Linked DNA regions of Homo sapiens: region 1 is linked to region 2. Evidence: read pairs that join two places in POLR2A ChIA-PET (ENCODE). Cell type or tissue: MCF 10A. All regions are shown on one strand. Each heading gives the region's core, and the rest is flanking DNA. Links, peaks and the distances in the headings are about the cores only. Region 1 overlaps DST (dystonin). Region 2 overlaps DST (dystonin).

The links. ChIA-PET counts read pairs that join two places held together with the same protein. Peaks named below come from ENCODE experiments on the same cell type or tissue, not always from the same donor. Only the 100,000 strongest peaks of a DNase experiment are listed, where the experiment ranks them.
Region 1: POLR2A ChIA-PET joins it to region 2 with 5 read pairs; 4 of 35 experiments call an interaction of 5 or more read pairs at or near these places.

What each region holds. Positions count from the first base shown.
Region 1 is chr6:56,547,104-56,557,740 of GRCh38, reverse strand. It overlaps DST (dystonin), which reads left to right. Exons shown (of 104, transcript NM_001374736.1): 59 at 223-422; 60 at 1,901-2,396; 61 at 4,086-5,557. Among named protein-coding and RNA genes, the nearest start is that of DST-AS1, 290 kb to the left of the region's middle. In MCF 10A, for the core only: no CTCF peak of the experiment used is centred there; no DNase peak of the experiment used is centred there.
Region 2 is chr6:56,688,208-56,698,844 of GRCh38, reverse strand. The region is part of intron 9 of DST (dystonin); the gene reads left to right. Among named protein-coding and RNA genes, the nearest start is that of DST-AS1, 150 kb to the left of the region's middle. In MCF 10A, for the core only: no CTCF peak of the experiment used is centred there; DNase peaks (open chromatin) are centred at 5,494 and 6,144.

The sequences.
Region 1 (10,637 bases), core at 3,535-6,034, 140 kb after region 2:
CTAAAGTCAGATTCAAAATTTTTTCCCTATACTTTAGTTGACATACAACCATCAGACCTATAAAATCGTAGGTTAGTCCTTTAAGTAACTATGTAACAAGAGTCATAAAAATGGGATTATAGCCATTATATATCATTTTAAATCATACCATACAGTCCTCATAGACATAGTCATGTTAAATGCAAAAAATGTCAAACACCAGTTTCATTTTTTTTCTTTTAGATTCTAAGTGGCAAGAACTCAATCAATTAACAATTGATAGACAACAAAAACTGGAAGAATCCTCCAATAATCTAACCCAGTTCCAGACTGTAGAGGCCCAATTGAAACAGTGGCTTGTGGAAAAAGAACTTATGGTCAGTGTTCTTGGGCCCTTGTCAATTGACCCAAATATGCTAAACACACAAAGGCAGCAGGTGCAGGTGAGTATTACCTAATAACCTGTCTCTCGTGCATAGCAATTTGACTTACTGAGACCAATGTTTTCATTATAAATATATTAACTTTGGTCAGTAGGTGTTTTATTTAACTGCTTTGAAGTATATATGTAATGTTTCAGATGCCCATAAGATACTGTCCTGATATTAGTGGGAATCCCCAAAGAACTAAAGCTATAAGGCATCTTAGAGGCCTCCTTTGAATCCCATGAATGGGCCAAGTCTCCTGATTATTTCAGTCATATTGTGGGTGGTACAGATCTGGTTAAAAGGGCCTTCTTTGAAGTATTAATGCAATTAAGTAATATCTTTATGAGAGGCTAGTCTATACTTTTTACTGTTTAGAAATTACTCCTTTGAGGTTTTATTTATTTTGATTGTGGTAGTAGATAATGAAACTTGTAAAACTCATGCATTTGAGTCCTGATGGAGGAGAGAGAGAATGAGAAGAGGACAAAGAATAAGGGAAGCAGAGAGGGAACCCTGAAACCCAGGGTGTTAGTTAGACTAGTCTAGTTACAAAGCAGATAAATCCACAAGGGAAAAAAATCCAAAAAAATGAGTTTTATTTTTAATGTTTAATGTTTTACAGTCAGGCATAATAGCAGAAGCTCTGTGGTGATTTCAGTTAGTTTTTTAATGTCTGAGTACTGGCTTTAGAGCAGGGAGGCTGTTTTATAAGCTGAAAATTCAAATAAGTTTTTGTAAAAGTCAGATGTTTGAATTCATATCTGTTCATAATCCAAAGACAATGAAAACAAAAGATAAAAGTAAATATCTGGGGAGAAATAATTGCCTCTAGTCTTGGTAGTCTCCCAGAGATAGATAGATAAATAAAATATAGATAAAAGTATAAAAGATAGATAAAATATGATACTAAAAGAATGAGATTTTTGGATCATTAATTTTATGAGTCAAGTTGAGCCTATACATTCTGAGCAGCATGATTTGTTGACTAAAACCTTTATAATAAAGACTGTAAACATCAATAAATTTTATGTTACAAAAACCTTTGCAACTCAATGCATCATGAGTTAATATATTCTAACACCTTTATCACTGTGCATTTTCTTTAATATAAAATTCTATAGGGTATTCCAAAAATCCTACGAAGACAAAAACATGAGTGGGTAAAAACAAATTTGGTGTAAGTGCAGTGTGAACTTGTTTAACAGCAGTGTTTCTCTTTTTATATGAAAATTTACACATGAATTTTTGTTCATTTTGTCCATATTTTTCCTTTAGGGGGATGGGATTAGTTTAGACAGGATATCTCTGTGAAGCACTGTGGCTCTTCGGATTTAAGAGAATTGTACTGCCCTTTAAGTAAAAAGTAGGAAAGTGATAACTAAAAAACAAAAACTGGAGAAATAATTACCATTTCTGTCTGTTTGGACACCAAATCTGTGTTTTCTACAATCAATTATATAATAATTTGCGTTTGTTTACCCTTGTTACCTTAGATTTTGCTGCAAGAATTCGCCACTCGGAAACCTCAATATGAACAGCTGACAGCAGCTGGTCAGGGCATTCTGAGCAGGCCTGGAGAAGACCCTTCTTTACGTGGGATTGTGAAAGAGCAACTGGCAGCTGTGACCCAAAAATGGGATAGCCTAACAGGGCAATTGAGTGACAGATGTGACTGGATTGACCAAGCCATTGTTAAAAGCACACAGTATCAAAGCCTGCTGAGAAGCCTTTCTGATAAACTGAGTGACTTGGATAATAAACTCAGCAGCAGTCTGGCTGTGAGCACGCACCCTGATGCTATGAACCAACAGTTGGAAACAGCCCAAAAAATGAAGCAGGAGATACAGCAGGAAAAGAAGCAGATAAAAGTGGCCCAGGCACTCTGTGAGGATTTGTCAGCACTGGTTAAAGAAGAGTACTTGAAAGCAGAACTTAGTAGGCAACTAGAAGGCATCTTAAAATCATTTAAGGATGTTGAACAGAAAGCAGGTTTGTCTACTTTTAATACATATATTTCCTGGTCAGAAATAAATGTCATATATTGCCTATTTCCAAGATGTTGCCAATAATCCAGGACCCCAAAGAGACTCTGCCCCACTGTTAACATCAGTGAAGAGGAGGATGAATACAGGAGCTCAGAGAGCAGTTTTGTGTTCATAGGCACATGGAATGTTAGGGTCATTCTACACACATAATCTGTTGGCAAAATTGGCTTCCTGAAGGCCTATTAAAATCTCAGGTACCCCAAACTGGTTTTTAAAAAATGTAAATGTTTTTTGCTGTATGAAAGTCTTATTTAGCCAGAAAAAAACATGAATAGTTAGTAAAAGGCTTTGCATCATCTTCTCATCTGCTGTTACTTTATCTATTCTGTCATAGAAAACTTTTCTAGAGAAATGTGCGAAAGAGAGGCATTTGTCACTATTTTCCTCTCTCACTGTGGCTATAATTCTGTGGCATATGTGATGATATTTGTCAGAGGTAGCAGTGAATTATTAGAATTCACTTCATCAGAAAGCCCTGATGAAGAAAGACACATTTTGTTGTTAAGTTTGTTCTGTTTGAAAAGTTTCTAGTTTCTTGCACCTAGTAGATACTCAAGTTATGCTTTTTAATTGATTGGATTTACTGATCACAGCAACTGTTTCAGACTTATTCCTTTATTTGACATGACATTAACAATAGTAAATATCAGCTATTATCATTATTATTCTTAATGGTATGAACAGTTATGTGATAGGTATTAAACTAAAAGCTTTACATGTACTGTAATTTAATCTGTATACCTACTATTAATATTGTCAATTTACAGTGGGAGAAATTAGGCTTAAAGGTTTAATCATTTGCCTGGGGTCTTCCAACTCTGAAGAGGTTAAACCAAGATACAAACTCATGTAGTTTTTATGTGCTACATTATGTTGCCTCCATAATATGTAAAAGTCATAGACGTGGCCAGGAGCGGTGGCTCACACCTGTAATCCCAGCACTTTGGGAGGCCGAGGCCGGCGGATCACGAGGTCAGGAGATCGAGACCATCCTGGCTAACACGGTGAAACCCTGTCTCTACTAAAAATACAAAAAATTAGCCGGGCGTGGTGGCGGGTGCCTGTAGTCCCAGCTACTCAGGAGGCTGAGGCAGGAGAATGGTGTGAACCCAGGAGGAGGAGCTTGCAGTGAGCTGAGATAGCGCCTCAACACTCCAGTCTGGGTGACAGAGCGAGACTCTGCCTCAAAAAAAAAAAAAAAAAAAAAAAAAAAAAGTCATAGACGCGAAAAAGTCATATTTAATAAGAGATGGATTATTTATCAACATAATTAAGAACTTTGCCATCATCACTTCTCCATACTGGAATAGAGAAGACACCAGCACAGCAGGCGATGTGTGGCATGGCCACTCCCTGCACCTTGATGCATTTTTACTTATTTCCTTATTCTTTGTTTTCCCCTCTCATCTGTATCCTGCATCTTTTCTTGATTGTGTATTTTCTTCTGCCTACTTCTTGCTTCTTTTCCCCTTTGTCAATAACTTAAGTTCACTTGTAGTTCTTATAGTCAATGCTAAAAGCCCTTGCTTTTCAACAATTCTATATATTCATTCAGAGATTTTTATTTTGGCTTTTCATAGATTAAATTAACATTTTGATGTAAAATAAACATATCTTGTAATTTTATTTCTAGAGAATCATGTCCAGCACCTTCAGTCGGCCTGTGCAAGCTCTCATCAATTTCAGCAAATGTCTAGAGATTTTCAGGCTTGGCTGGATACAAAGAAAGAAGAGCAAAACAAATCTCATCCAATATCTGCCAAACTCGATGTCTTGGAGTCATTAATTAAAGATCATAAAGACTTTAGTAAAACTTTGACCGCTCAGTCTCATATGTATGAAAAAACCATTGCAGAAGGTGAAAATCTGTTATTAAAAACACAAGGGTCTGAGAAGGCAGCCTTACAGTTACAGCTTAATACAATTAAAACCAATTGGGATACATTTAATAAGCAGGTGAAAGAAAGAGAAAACAAGTTAAAAGAGTCATTGGAAAAAGCCCTTAAGTATAAAGAGCAAGTAGAGACTCTCTGGCCATGGATAGACAAATGCCAAAACAACCTGGAGGAAATAAAATTTTGCTTGGATCCTGCTGAAGGAGAGAATTCTATTGCCAAGTTAAAGTCTCTGCAGAAGGAAATGGACCAACACTTTGGTATGGTAGAATTACTGAACAACACAGCCAATAGCTTGCTCAGTGTCTGTGAGATAGATAAAGAAGTTGTTACAGATGAGAATAAGTCACTGATCCAGAAGGTGGACATGGTCACTGAACAACTTCACAGTAAGAAATTCTGTCTGGAGAACATGACTCAGAAGTTTAAAGAATTTCAAGAAGTTTCCAAAGAATCTAAAAGGCAGCTTCAGTGTGCAAAGGAGCAGCTAGATATCCATGATTCGCTGGGATCCCAGGCTTACAGTAACAAATACCTGACCATGTTGCAAACTCAGCAGAAATCACTTCAGGCCTTGAAGCATCAGGTAGATTTGGCTAAAAGACTTGCACAGGACCTTGTGGTAGAGGCCTCAGACTCAAAGGGAACCTCTGATGTTTTATTACAAGTGGAAACCATAGCTCAAGAGCATAGTACACTAAGTCAGCAGGTTGATGAAAAGTGTTCTTTCTTAGAAACCAAGCTTCAGGGCATTGGGCATTTCCAGAATACCATTCGAGAAATGTTTTCTCAGTTCGCAGAGTTTGATGATGAACTGGATAGCATGGCTCCAGTGGGGAGAGATGCAGAAACATTGCAAAAGCAAAAGGAAACTATAAAAGCCTTTCTAAAGAAACTAGAAGCCCTCATGGCAAGCAATGACAATGCCAATAAAACCTGCAAGATGATGTTAGCCACAGAAGAAACCTCTCCTGACCTTGTTGGAATCAAAAGGGACTTGGAGGCCTTAAGCAAACAATGCAACAAGTTACTGGACCGAGCCCAAGCCAGAGAAGAGCAGGTTGAAGGGACAATTAAGCGCCTTGAAGAATTTTACAGCAAATTGAAAGAATTTTCTATTCTGCTCCAGAAAGCCGAAGAACATGAAGAGTCACAAGGTCCTGTTGGTATGGAAACGGAGACAATTAATCAGCAGCTTAACATGTTCAAGGTAGGGAACTCTTCATTTTTACCCAGTGTTTTTATTGTCAATGAAGTTTCTAATTTGCTTAGAAAGGAGATTGCCTATTTTGTAGAACTTTTTAATAATGATTGTCATACAATATTTGAGCCAGAATGAGCATATATGGGGGTAACACCCAGGCAGGTGGGGCAGTTACAAGGCCACTGGGGATTTGGGCCTTTGTGGGATAAGGTCTGAGATAAAATCAGACCAAAGGGTGCTTGGCAAAGTTCCAGGCAAGCCAGAAACTGACATCATAGGGTCCATTTCTGGAATTATTCACAATTGCCATCTGTGGTGACCGTGGCTGTGTTTTGAACTCTATTGCAGATGTTTATCTTCCAGCAATTTCTTCAATGGTGAATTACCGTCTTTTCTGCCCTTTCTTTTTATAATTATCTTCTCATCCTTCTTAATTTCTTCCACAGACATTTTTCTTCTAAAAGCTCATATTTTTAAAGGCAATATGGAGTTCCATGTTGTAATCTGTTTCATTAAACAAAGGTCTTAGGCTCATGCCCCAGAGGATTAGAGGTGAATTTTTTTTTTATTGCATGACATAAGCTCCTCAGTGCCAAGAAATGACTGCCACTCAACAGTGATCAATGACACTTAATGAATGAAACATTTGATAAAAATGGTGGGCCAGTTTCCGTGTCATTGGATTTGGCCTTATTTATGATAGTGAGAACAGAAGTCACATCTGTATAGGGGACAAAGATAGGTTTATCCCTGGAAACAAAGGGTCCTAAATAGCAAGCAATTTTCTATATGGGGCTGATATAAACCTTTAGGGTTTCACAGCTCCTGTTATATTTATGAGGTGTGTTTTACTGGCAAAGATATATTGCACCATTAGTGCATAAAGAATAAACTAAGACCAAATAAAAACAGTTTATAAAACCACAAATTATTTTCTTTGAGAGATGAATATGAATCAAATGGACTTCCAAATTCTGTGCAGTTATAGTTGATAAACTCTTTCATTTGCTTGTCTTTAATAACATTATTTAGGTGACTGAATCTTGAAAAATACCTTCTTTTTCTTTGTATTGTTATTAGTTATGATTATTTGCAGTTTATTAAACGCCTTTGAAGCCCAGTTCCTTCAAGGCTCACAAAGCTGTGATTCTGTATTTAGTTCTTGATTCTTGAAGGTGAAGGAAACGTCCTTATTGTTGACTTGACCTCCTTCATTGCTCTGTCAAATTTTTGTATTTCTGATTTGCAAAATAAAGATTTCACGTGAGAGAATCCTCTATTAGAAAAACATAGTTCTGTGGCAATTGCTGCATCAAAGACTGGGAGAGATCTTGGGAGCAACTCTTCCTTCGTCAGTAAAGTTTGGAATTCTCTCTAGAACCCTGTCAGCACCTTAAAGATTAAATGACAGTAACCAAGCACTGTTTATACTAATGAAATTTAACCACATTAAATGGTTAAATTGTGAAACATTATGATTTCTTTCGGTTTCCTGTGCATTTGTTTAGAAAAAAGACCTTCATTTCTCTTTGCTGTTTCTAACTACTTGTAAGACAATGGACAAAGTAATAATACTGGTGCTGCTATTTGCGGGTGTCTCCCCTTTGGTGTTCCCAAGTACAGTGAAAAATGTGGCTGTTCATGTGGAGAACTGAAAGTAAGAAAAAGCAAGAGATAGGAGGAGCTTTCTCACCATTGCACTGAAAGTGTTTTGCAAACTGCAAAGTCCCAAATAAGTAACATTACCATTAATAGCTACAGAGATTGTTTTATTTGATTGTGAAGAAATATAGAGTGATAATTTCTCCTAAAATAAACCATTTAGCATGCTGTGTTTGTTTGCTTTCAGATTATTTGGAAAGAGTTGATTGATTTTATTGAAATTCAGCAATAAAGAACATCATGGCATACTTTCAGTATCTTGAAACCCAGTGACTTGAAAAAAAAGTTTTCAAGTAGACAAATACTCTGCATTTAGTATATTCCAGTGCCATAGGTAAAAAAAGGACAAGAATATGATTATGGTAGCTCACACAACCACTAATTCCATTTATCTGTGTATGTGTGTGTGTGTATTCCTTAAAAATAGTAATTACAATAATCAACAAATCAATTTATTATGGGCTTACTATGTGTCAAGCACTATTTTAATTTATCTTTAATCCTGTTAACAGTCATGAGAGGTAGATGCTATTACTATTCTGCATCTTATTATAAAGAAGCCTAGGCTCAAGGAGGTTAAGTGACTTGTCCAAGGTCACACGGATAGTGTCAGAACCTGATTCTTTTGATGAAAATGATGCACTGCTTCGTGTAAACTTTATTTGTCATCCATGTTTCACATCTGGTATTTTCTCTGGGGGATTTTCTAATCATCTTTGCTGTAGCCTAATTTAGACAGCCCGAATACCCAGCCATTGTTCATTTTAATCCAAAATACCAAGAACACCCACTTAAGGAACATGTTCTATAAAACTAGCAGCTATGAGAAATATGAGATGAACATGTAAAACAGTCTTAGAAACTGATGTTATGTAGGTGCCGTGATATGATAAGGGTGATGATGATAATGATGATGTTGATGGTGGAGATTCCAGTGATCACCACTACTGCTGCTACTGAGATGGAGCCAAACATTTCATTGTTTTAGTGATTATATCTTTCTTGGTTAAAGTAGTAAATTGACTTGTTTACAGTTCAGTATTTAATTTAGTTTCTGTTGGGCCTTAGACTTTTGTTAAACATTAGTTTTAACATAATTTTTGGAAAGTTTTTTAAATTTTTTAAATGGAATGATTTGTATTGAGTGAAAAGCTAGTTATAATTCCTAAAAGTGAAACAGAAAAGTAGTGAAGGACTGAGTCTGTCTTCCTTATTGACTTTGAAATATAATCTAGTTTGACATTAATCTATCTGGTAGCTTTAGTTTAACCTAATGTCACAGATAAAATCCTATAATAGTTTTTCTTAATACAAAATAAACTGCCTTCTGAGCAGAACTGAGAATAATAGCTATTACCCAGTTACTCAGCAGGGGGTGCCTTCTATTCACTGGACCCGTAATAGAGGATTTAAAGCAGGTTTGATAGACTTCCCCGATTCTGTTTTTCTTTCTATAGTTCAAGAAATAGCTGTTAATAGTTACTTGAGGTTTTCTTGTAAAGACAAGGACAAAATTCATTCGTTCATGTTTAAGATACCAATTCAAACATAATACTTAAAGCAAATGCTATTCTAAACCAAATGTCCTAACTCACTCAGTGAAAACTATCCTGAGATTTTGAAAGTAGATTGGTGTTATCTTTTGTGTTAGTTAGCTTGACGTTTTAAAACTATTTTGATTATATATAAGTTCTGTTGTACATAAGTTTTTCTACTTCTGAATACTAGTCATTGGACTAACATGTCTGAAGGGTGAAGTGTTTTCTATACTGTTGGTAAGTTAGAGTACCATTTTCCACTTACACTTATTTATGATTACGGTTAAATTCTATGCACACTGTTATAAATTGGTGGAATGAATAGCAGGGCGATTCTGTTTGTCTCTAGGCAGGAAGAAAGAAACTCCTTTGGTGTTCCCTCTATCCCTACTCCTATCTGAAGACTCCTAGCTCAAGATTATCTTCAAATCTAAACCACATTATTAAGTAACATTAATATTAACACATTATTATTTATCAAAGACATATGTAACTGACTGTATACAAGGAATGCCTCCCAGTAATTCCTATTATGTGATTAACAGCCAATCAGGTCTTCTGATCATTATGAAGTAACCATTATCACCATATTGCATGATTTAATTTCAATGAAAATCAAAGAGACTTGATGCTTTAATGAGTCCTAGCTAAATCTGTACCTTCCCCACCTCTATCTAGGCCAAGCTTGTCCCACCCATGGCCCACGGCCCACCTGTGGCCCAGGATGGCTTTGAATGTGGCCCAACACAAATTCATAAACTTTCTTAAATAACATGACAAGATTTTTTTTGCCATTTTTTTAAGCTCATCAGCTGTCATTGCTGTTAGTGTATTTTATGGGTGGCCTAAGACAACTCTTCTTCTTCCAGTGTGGCCCAGGGAAGCCAAAAGATTGGACACCCCTGATCTAGACCATTGTGAAAAAATGCCTTACCTCAGAACCTGCTTACAGTTTATTTCTGGCCACTCTGTTGCTGCCCCAATTGTAATTCATTTTGTCCCCACAAATGAGTACATCTCCAGTACATTCTCTCTGAGGATTTCTTTTTATTTTCAAATGGACATAGAATTACATTGAGCAGAGGATTTTTAAGCCAAGTTGAAACCAGAGACAAAGAGCAGAACATATGCCTAATTATACTGTAATAAATTTTCTCTGGTCCAGGTGAAGGCATTGTTTAACCCAGGCATCATTATTTTAATATTCGGTAAACCAAAATGCCAAGTAGCATGAGGCTAAGGAAGACAGGCAGTTTGAGCACAAATTCTTATTATGGTGTTTATCAAATGATCCAGAAACAACCTCTGATGTCACCATATTGAAAATCAAACTGTCCAAAAACTGCTTTAATAGTACTTTTAAAGTGTTCATATTGTTATATAGAGGTCAATGACAAATTATTTTCCATTTTATTAAGAATGGGGAAATTAGATAAAACTGTTGCAGAAGAGGTTTTTGTTAGGGAAAATTCCTTAATAGATTGGATTTTTGTTAATGAAGCTACCTTAGCAAAGGGGTTGCATGTTCCCTTCCTCTGGTATTTTTAATGGTGAAAATATTTCCACTATAGACACTGTAACTAGATGCATGGCTTTTATAGGAAGATCACATTATTTAATAAACCCAGAGCAAAGTGGCATTTAACAACTTTAGGAAGAAAGAATACTCCATATGCTGGTCAAGAGAGAAGCCCTACTGAAGCAGAGACCACACCTAGCTATGAAGAGGTGGAGCTGATCTGCTGTGTGGTATTATTAACACCTCATATTCTTATCCACACAAACTAGGCATAACAGGTGGATACCCTCTTTTTCACATGATACAAGGAATATACCATACTTCTCGGAAAGGGCTGTCAAAAGGGAACTTTGCAACATGTTCTCTT
Region 2 (10,637 bases), core at 4,855-7,354:
CACTTGTACCCCCTGAATCTAAAATAAAAGTTTAAATTATAAAAAAGACCCAGAAATGTTCTGTGTGCAGCACAGAGCCTGACCCACAGTAGGCACTCAGTACATCTTACCAATAGATTACTGTACAGTTGGATCTTGAAGGAGGAAGTGATCCTTTGCCAGCTTCAAAAAGGACCTGGGGTTTTGAAACAAATCTGGTGAGGAATAAGACTTTTTTAAAGGCTGGGCGCGGTGGCTCACGCCTGTAATCCCAACACTTTGGGAGGCTGAGGCGAGTGGATCATGAGGTCAGGAGATCAAGACCATCCTAGCTAACGGGTGAAACCCCGTCTCTACTAAGAAATACAAAAAATTAGCCAGGTGTGGTGGCATGCACCTGTAGTCCCAGCTACTCGGGAGGCTGAGGTGGGAGAATCGCTTGAACCTGGGAGGCAGAGGTTGCAGTGAGCTGAGATTGCGCCACTGCACTCCAGCCTGGGCAACAGAGCGAGACTCTGTCTCAAAAAAAAAAAAAATTTTTTTTTTTTAAGTTGGCTGAAATACAGGTTACGTAGACAAATGGTGGAGAATAATGTACCTGGGGGGCTTGTTGGGAACAGGATAGATTTGACAGGTATGGAGAGCTACAGGAATCAGAGTCTAGGTAGGTCTAGGACCTGAACAGAGGCAGCTGAATAGTTTCAGCAGAAGGACATTCATGGAGATCCAGGTAATCAAAGGAAAAGGTGTTAGTCAGCCAGACTACAGGGCAGCTAATACAGGTGAATATCCACTTAGCTGAGCTGTTAATGTCAGGGAGAGCCAGTAACCAGAACTGGAAGCCAGGACCCCAAAGGACTGAGGGCATTACTGGAATCAAAGATATTGAACCTAAGTGAAGGCAATAATTTGGCATGAAGCGCAGAACCAGACCTTGTTATCAGAATTGGGTAAAGTCTAGGTAGAACTGGCCAAAAAGTTGATTTCATATGGAGTTCCTCAGTGGCTTTGTCAGGGATCATTTAAGTAGTCCTAAGTGGATCAGATCCTAGAGCTTTTAGCAGAGTTGAAACTGCAAGAACCCCAGACGGGAAAGTCAGAGGTCTATTGGAGAGAATCAATCACTTCATCACCAGCTGGTGAGGTAGGCTGTGTCTGAATTTTGAATGTTAGACGAAGGATCACTGGGGCAATGGAAAGCATTCAGGCTTCGGAGGGAGGTAGAATTAAGTTTCGTTCTTGGCTCTTTTACTTACTGTTGTGATGCCAGTCATGTTACTACTTTGAGCTTAAAAAAAAATGTGTTTCTGTTCATCACTTTCCTTTTTCCGTCCATCACTTTCCATTTTCTGTCCATAAATCTTTTTCGGTGACAGGACCTGTGCTGGAGTCTCTCTGAATCCATTCTGGTTTGGGGGCTGCCTGATTCTCAAATCGTTTTTTGCTCAATTAAATTTTGCTAAATTTTAAAAAATGTGTTTTAGGAAACAACATCCATTAAAATAGATAGAAATGAGCAGAGTCCATAGTGAGAGAGATAAGCTGTGAAGCTGAGGTAGTGATAAAGGTCAGGACTCAGTTGGGGATGCAAAATTGAATAGAAGAGGTCACACTTTCCAGGAAGAAAGAAAGGGACTTGGACACAGGGCATAGAGGGTGTAGGAAAGGGATTTGTTAAAGATAACAAAACTTTTTAGCCTGAGAGATTACGAAACAGTAGACTACTGAGAGACACAGGGGTGATGCTAGGGGGAAAAGCACTTACTTTCTGGGTGGGCTTGATGGGATGGTGGGATATCCTGTGCCTCTGTCTGCTGAGCAGTTGGAGACATGAGTGGAGCTGAGAAGCCAGAGGTACAGATATAAACTTGGAGAAGTTATCACTACACAAGTGATCACTGATTTTATCGGAAAGAAGGGATCTTCAGGGGACCCAAGAGAAGAGCACAGATGGAGAAGAGATGGAGCACTAAGGATAAAAATTTGGAGAAGGCCTGCGGGAAAAGATTCTGCTGAGGAAAGAGAAAAAAGGAGCATTTGGAGAGATGGATGAAGTAATAGGAAAATGTACTGATGAAACCAAGGGAAGAGAATTTCAAGTAGAAATAATGGTGAGCAGTATGAAATGCCACTAGAGACCACAAGAAAATTAAGATGGAGTAGAGGTCAATAGTTTGTTCTAGAAAGAAGACATTGGAGACCCAAGCTCCTGGGAGCAGAGACTAGAAAATAACAAGCCAAAAGGGTTGGGAGGTAGAAGCAGTGTATTTAGAGGCTGAGTTTGAGAAAATTTAAAGCAAAAGTCTTCAAAAAGGAGTTATATACTAAGAGAGCCCTTTGGGGTTCAGCTGCCTTTGGAGGAGAGAGGAAGACTAGTCACAGAAGTATCAAAAGAAGTTTTGCGGGCCGTGCACGGTGGCTCACACCTGTAATCCCAGCACTTTGGGAGGCCGAGGCAGGTGGATCACCTGAGGTTGGGAGTTCAAGACCAGCCTGACCAACATGGAGAAACCTGGTCTCTACTGAAAATACAAAATTCGCCGGGCGTTGTGGCACATGCCTGTAATTCCAACCACTTGGGAGGCTGAGGCAGGAGAATCACTTGAACCCAGGAGGCAGAGGTTGTGGTGAGCTGAGATCACGCCATTGCACTCCAGTCTGGGCAACAGGAGTGAAACTCTGTCTCAAAAAAATAAAAAAAGTTTTGCTTCTAATATACTGTGGCATAGTGTTCTAGAATCCATTGTATTTTAGGGCTTTAATTATAAGATGATGTAACAAATTATCACCAATATTCATAAATTAGACCAAAATCTATTTGGAATGGAACACATCTATGTTTTGGTTAAATGGAAATGTTCTCTCTTATTTAAATGAAATAACTTTTTTTAGTATGACAATAACTTGAGATAAGAATTGTTTTTTGGTTATGCCAAGATATAAAGATTTATAGCAGTGGTAATCATCCTCACTCAGAGTGACTCAGCCTTTTTCTCTATACTTTACATAAATAATGGAAGCAATTTCAAAAGACCAATTGTTTTATTTTAACAATATTTGTTATAGCATCATAAATGGAATCTGTTTTTCAGTCAGGCTTTCTGAAGGTAAGCATTATCATTACAGTAATCCTATATCATTAGCCACCACATGCTAGATCCAGAGATACTAAGGTAATGAAGTATATTGTTCTGTTTATTGGGAGAGTGTCCATGAAATTAACTATAACATAGGGTGATGAATATTATTGGTGATATAAATGAAAATAGAAATGTATGGGAAAGGAGCATTGTAGTGGGATCTGAATGGCTTTAGAGAATGTAGGAAATTTTCACAGATACTAGAGATAGGCTTTGAAAGATGAATGCCAGTAACCAGGCAGACTAAGTTGGGCCATTTCTGGGAGAGGTAGCAGTGTATATGGCCTAGAAATGGACAGCTGCTTAGTTTGGCAGGTGTATTAGTTCATTTTGTGTTGCTGTAAAGGCATACCTGAGGCTGAGTAGTTTATAAAGAACAGAAAAGAGGTTTATTTGGATCATCATGGTTCTGCAGGCTGTATAAGAGACATAGTCCTGGCATCTGCTTCTGGTAAGGTCTCAGAAAATTTTTCAGTCATGGTGGAAGGCAAAGGGGAAGCAGGATTGTCACATGGTAAGAGAGAGAGAGAAGGAGGAGGAGGGGTAGGAGGTACCAGGCTGTTTCAAACAACTAACTCTTTTTTTTTTTTTTTTTTTTTGAGAGGGAGTCTCGCTCTGTCGCCCAGACTGGAGTGCAGCGGTGCAATCTTGGCTCACTGCAACCTCCACCTCCTGGGTTCAAGTGACTCTCCTGTCTCAGCCTCCCAAGTAGCTGGGATTATGGGCACGCATCACCACATCTGGCTAATTTTTCTATTTTTATTAGAGGCAGGGTTTTACCATGTTGGCCAGGCTGGTCTTGAACTTCTGACCTCAGGTGATCCACCTGCCTCGGCCTCCCAAAGTGCTGGGATTACAGGCATGAACTGCCGTTGCTGGCCTCAAACAACTAACTCTTAAGTGGGTAAGAACTCATTACTGTGGGGATGGCCGAAAGCCGTTCATGAGGGAGCCGCCCCTGTGACCCAGACACCCCCCACTAGGCCCATCTCCAACATTGGGAGTCACATTTTCAACATGGAATTTGGAGGGGACAAATATCTAAACTTCATCAGCAGAGATGGAGGGAAGGATTGGGGGAGTGCAGATCACTGGTTGCCCCTCCATCATGTTAGTACAAATATCAGCCATTATACATTTATAGTCTCTTGAATAATGTACCACTCATTACCTTTGAATACACTGAAAATCAAGTTAAAAACAAAAAAAAATCTGGGACCTTATTTTTACCAGCTTCTCTTCTGGGATGTTCAGTTTTTGCTACCGGAGAATGTTTTTAAATGATTAAGGAAAATTTTACAATGCAGGATCTGTTATTGACAAACATCTACAGTATCATTGCTAACTTGACTAACTGAGTATTCTTACTTAGTAAAATATAATGAGTTCCATCTTTTGATCAGTCTAAAGACTACCTAGTGAAAGGCAATTATTAATTTTTTTAGTAGTGAAATGATTTGTACTTATGTGTAAATCCATTTCATGCTATTCTAATTTTTTTTTTTTTTTACCATATCTATGACTCAGTGTTAGAAATATGCACACCTTAGATAATCAAGTCTCATACTGATTCATTATTTTTCCAGCAAGGCCCTCATAAAAACTGTATAATATTTAACTAGGGTATGATTATAAAAGTTACATATAAAGTTTAACTACATATATATATATGTATATATATATATATGAATGCACATATATTTCCTTTTGCTAAATCTTTCATGCTTTAAATTATATAATTTATCTATTTGGTATCACATTAAAGTCCTAATAATTAGATAAGGTCATGGCTTGGAAATTTATATTATTTGAAAAGTATTATAAACTATTTTAAAAGATTGATTTTTTTTAGAAACAATTTTATTAGAGAATTATAAGCATTTAGCACTTATCTCTCCTGCTAGCTATTGAATCAGCTTATTATTTTTTATGACTTGTTTTGAATAAGAGTCTTAATAAAATTTACAGAGATCTTTGAGCTTTTGATGTGTTTGTGTGCAAGTACCAAAATTAGTTGGTATTTCTTAAGAAAAAAAAATATATGGTAGAGGGTAGAGAGTCTCTGAAATTCAATTTGAAAGGCACTTTGAATCCAAATTTGAAGGGCACTTTCCTAAATCTCTCCTGACTGGTGTTTGCTTTCTTTTTGCTCTCATTCGTTGAACCACCAAATAGTTTCAAAGGTTAAGTGCAAACTTCATTAGTGTATCTGCATTTCAGAAAACCGAAGGTTAAAAACAGTCATAATCTTCTCATACAGTGAAGCTAAGGGTTTGCCTTGAGAGCTCATCAGTGTTGTAATTTGACAGTGAGCAGTAATGTTTGTCTAAGAGGATTGGTGGCCAGAAATAAGCCACAGTGTCTAATGAGACACGGACCGGCTGGGCAGGATGCCACGGCATTTCTTGTGTGTGCCTTTCTCATAAGCAAAATGGCCTCAGACTGAAGAGGATGGTCATAAAGTCTGTGTGGAACAGATGTCAGAGTGGAATTTTCAGACTTAATGGAGAGGATCTAAGTAAGCTCTGGATTTTGAAATGAGTGAATCTATGGAGCTGTGATCTCCTACAAATCAAATGGGGAATGTCTGTGGATGTGTAAGAGCTGAGAAAGAAGAACAATATGTAGATCCTGCCAAAACTCCTTTGAACCCTGAAAAATACTCTCCTGGAAGAAAATATTTCAGAAGAAAACCGATCAAAAAAACTGGAGGTGACAAAGAGTCAGTTGGGGCAAACAATGAAAATGAAGGCAAGAAGAAGAGCAGCAGTCAGCCTTCAAAAGAACAGCCAGCTCCTTTATCCAGGGGACTGGTACAGCAGGAATCTGTTACCCTAAACTCTGCACTGGGAGATGGTATTCAGCAAAAGAAGACAGAAGTTGTAGCTGACAGCGTTAAACAGAAACTTCTGCCGAGTGCTGTAAGCAGTTGGTCTGACTGTGTGAACACTTCTCCTGCTAAAGACAGTGAAACAGAAGTAAAAGTTAGTGAACTGGATGAAAGGATTTCAGAAAAAGACAGCACTCCATATTGCGCAAAGAGGAAGAAACATTTAGATGATGTCAACACAAGCGAAATAACATTCCAGGAAAAAACTGATGTTTTTTCTTTCCGAAAGGCAGCCAGCTTAAGCTCTATTCCCTCGGGTATAGAAAGATCACTCGAAAAAAGTGGGTTTCCTGAAGACCCACCAAAAAGTTATAGCAGTATTCAAGAAAAGCAAAACACTGAGAGATTTTGCCCTCATGCAACACAGCATTTTCAGTTTAAAAAAAAGAGATGCCATTCCCTTTATACTAGTATGTCCTCTGTTTCTAAGGACACAGATGGAAATGAGGTAAGTGAAATGTGGAGTCTGAGTTCAAGTAAATAAGTGTTCCAGGTGCTCACATCAGACTGACATCTAATTTGTCTTTTATAAAGTTATTTTCATATTAGTGTATGTAAAAGCCATAGAGTTTCTGTTGCGTTTTGTTAGTAGCCTCAGGTTTGATTGTTATGATTTTATTTTTGTGCTGTGCACATTCTTTGACCACACTTTAATCTAAAAATCCTGTACATTTTCATTATTGGTGGAAGACTTTAAAAAGCACTACAGTAAGAGAGTGCATATCTTTTGAATTTTTCTGGTTCATGATTCTTGACTTTGCCTGTGGAATAGCCTGTGGAAGCTTAGTTGGACTGTAGGTAAAAGTTCAATTAGAAATAGTCATGAGAAGACAATAGCTTTGTAACAAATAATAGGATACTGTAAAATTATCAGTCAATACCGACTTGCTGATTCATGAGTTTGAAAAGCCAGATTCTGGTTCTCTGTTGATTTTCATGTGCAGAAACATTCACATAATTGCTGTCAATTCTGTGCATATGTTTTGAGGGCTAGGGTACATCTTTTCCTTTATGTTATTCCCCAGCCCCAGTCTAAAATCAGAAATTGTTAGGGTAGCATGCCATAGGAATTTGAAAATGACACAGACTACTAGGAAGTTGAGATCTTTATTCCTAACACTGATATTTAGCTTTAGACAAGTTACTTATCTGGGGTTTTTACTTGTCTTTAAAATATAATTAGATAGGTATTTATTTAATTGCTCAAAAAATGTATTATCCACATAACCTCTACATGTTACTACTCAGGAGTTGATGGCTTTTTCTTTAAGCTATTCCTAACTTTATCTTTTAATAAAAAATCTGAACATAAAGAATATTTGTGATGTTAAACATTCTTGGCAAGGTCATTGTATCAATGAGCAGAGATCATTTGCATAATGATAGAATGAGGTTTTATGAGGGTTAGTGTGCGCCATCATCACTGACCTTGGTTTCTGAGTTCTCCTGAAGGTGTCCTGTTTATATACACCGCTACACCTTGCCAATATTATGCCATCAGTTCTGTTTATATTTTACAGTGGTTATATTTTAAAAAGAAAGCATTCAGTCTGTGTCATTATCTATGTAGCTCTGTCATAAAGCCTAGTGCAAAAGAAAACTACTTGACTACTATATGTTTATGAATATAAGCACTTGGTTTAATTTCACATATGTTTTCCAGCATAATTTGGCTTCAAGTAAGCTGTACATTTTTGCATTAATGGAAATTTTTATAATCTGTTTCCTTAGTGGTACATTAGCCTTTCCTTCAATGGAAAATATATGTGGAAATAAGTCATAAACTGACCAGTCAGATTTGCGAAATAACTGTAATGCAATGTATATAAAGCCTGACGTCTTCTAGGTTAAAGCTGAATGGGTAGTCATTATATTATCTGAAGGGTTTGACATCTCATGTCCCTGTAGTTCAGATAAAGACTATTTATTTATTCTGTGGCACACAAAGAGTCCAAATCAAGAGTTTAGCTATTCCTCTTAGGACATTCTTCCTGTTACCTTGGAGGTGTTTGACTCTGTTTCTTAATTATCTTTGGTTGGAAACTTCCACAGAACTCTTTATCTTGCATTGGATTCTACATTTTTCATTGGAGAATTAGTTGCAAATGAGAGCTTCCAGCCGCTTCATTGGCATTTCATCCCGGAAATGACTGATTAACCAACATTCCTTTTGTTTGTTCTTTTTCATAGCTTCCCTATGTGATCAGTTTTTGCTCTGAGTTGCATGTAGGGTTGGACTTAACTTTTGAGTTAACTTCTAAGTAGAATAGTGTACAATTTTTTGAGCTTATCTTAACCTGACTTGATCTCCCCTAGTCCTGTGACATTCATCATTCTCAGCCTACTTCCCTTTTGAGTCGTTGCAATGACATGCTGACCTAGAGTGGTCTTCCTGGTTCAGGGGGCTCTGTGGAGGCCATTCATCCAGCCCTTCCTGCTGCATATAAATGTTATCAACATGTTATATTTTTATTAGGATAAGTAGGTAAAAAAGGAGTATATTAGATTTGTATACTGCTTTGGAATTGGAATAATGGTTTCAGACACATCGCGTCATTTGATCATCCAAACAACTCTATGAAATAGGCAAAATAGACTATGCCTCATATACAGAATGAAAAAATGGAAACTCAGGTTAAATAAATCCTTAAGGCAACATGGTAAATAAGATTACCTGAGTTAAATTATGGCACGACATCCCACTTGTTTTACTTGTCAATGAAATTTAAGGGAGATTGCTAAAAAGTTAGAGCAGGAATTGATGTTAATAGTGTCATCTGTGAAGGATATGTTATAAACAGGTGGCAGAAGGTAGATCCTTTTGGGAGACAAGGAGTAATGAACTTAGTGTTTGTACCTTTTTCAAGGATCTTCTGTTTGTCGAAGACTCACCTTGTACCTTGTGACAAGGTTTCCTACCTTTGTCCTTGAGCTCTTTCCAGAAAACATTCTTTTTTCTTTAGTTTCACAAATCCCACCTCTTCCCAGTTTTGTTAAGTTGATATTGGCAAAGATAGTTGTTTTCATCATCTGTAGACTGTGGGTTCTCTAACCTGGCCATATACATGTAAGAGTCATCTGAAGATATTTCAAAACAGATAGATGCCTGGATGTCACCTACAGTTATTCTAATGTAATAGATAAGGGTGGGTGCTCTGTAGGTGATTCTAAGGGTCAGGACGTTGGATAGGGAGCTTTTTACTATTCTTATTCTGCAGCAGTACTTCTCAAAGCCTGGCCCCAGGGTCCCTGCAGGAGAATCCTCTAGATTGCTTATTGAAAAACACCTTGCTTGAGATTTAATTTAATCAGAATATCTTCTGTCATGAGACAGTATTGTATATGTTTTAGGCACCTGCTCGTGTGTTTTTAAAAACACACCAGATTTAGAGAATCAGCATCACCTTAGCTTAGTATTTGCCATTTCATTTTCTTCTTAATGTAGGTTTTCTGATAAGCAATGTGGACTACGGGCCTGGCAGGCAGAAGATCGAAGTTCTTCTAGTCAGGCTTTGCCACCAGACAGCTGCATGACTTAGGCAGTCTTCTTTATTTCTCTAGGTCTCAGTTTCATTTTCTATAAAAGGAGGATACTGTACTAGATCATGATTCTACTGCTAATAATAATGCTATTTGTTGAGTCCTGCTATATTCCAAGCACTCCCCAACTACATTTATCTTCAGAGCAAGTCTCTGAAGTGTTCTGTTATGAGCTCCATCTTTATAGATGAGGAAACTGAGTCTCAGGAAAGTTAAGTAGCTTACTCAACTCACTTAACAATGAGTGGTACAGCTTTGATCTAACCCAAAATTGTCTGCCAGGCTGAACTGTTACCTGAGGCAATTTACCCTCCTTTTCCTACATACCTCTTTTCCAGTTTTAAATTTCTGTGAATTCATGTGCATAAGTGTATGCCTTTTTGTTTGTCCAGTGTTATTACTCCTCTCTCTTTCCCTCTCTTCCTTTATTTCTTTATGAAACATTTATTATGTATTGAACCCAAACTAGGCACTCAGAGATAAGTAAAACGTAGCTCTTTTCCTTGTGCATTATATCTCATTGTTTGTTCATAACAAATGACAGGGACCATGGCTGTAAAGTTAGTCACCTGAGAATTAGTCACCTGGGGTGATGATCAGGAATAAGTTTAACTTCTCAGCAAACCATGTGGTGACTCTATTAAGTAATGAAAATTGAACTGCATTTCTGTTCCTTTCCATCCTTTGGTGAATTGCTAATGAATAGTGCAGTGGCCTAAAGTAAAGAAGCCGAAGAGAGAAGGTTAAGAAATGAGTGTGGCTGTTGTACACAATATATTGTCAGTCTCTGAATAATGAAGAATTGAATATTTTTATTACCTTGGCTTTTGTATTTAAAAAACTTTGAAAAAAAATTAAGAGCTATCTCAGAATGTGAGAGGAATTACATTCAACCTACCTGAAATATATTTATTCATTATTTTTTTCTCTCACCAACTCTTTTATGAAGCTTAGACTATAAAATTTATGATTGGAATTCAAGGACCAGGATAAAATCTGAATGTGTTTAGCCTTGCTCCACAGATCTTGAAGACGAAGGTCATTCATTCTATAATTGACTAACTCATTTCTTGCTGAACCATTTTATC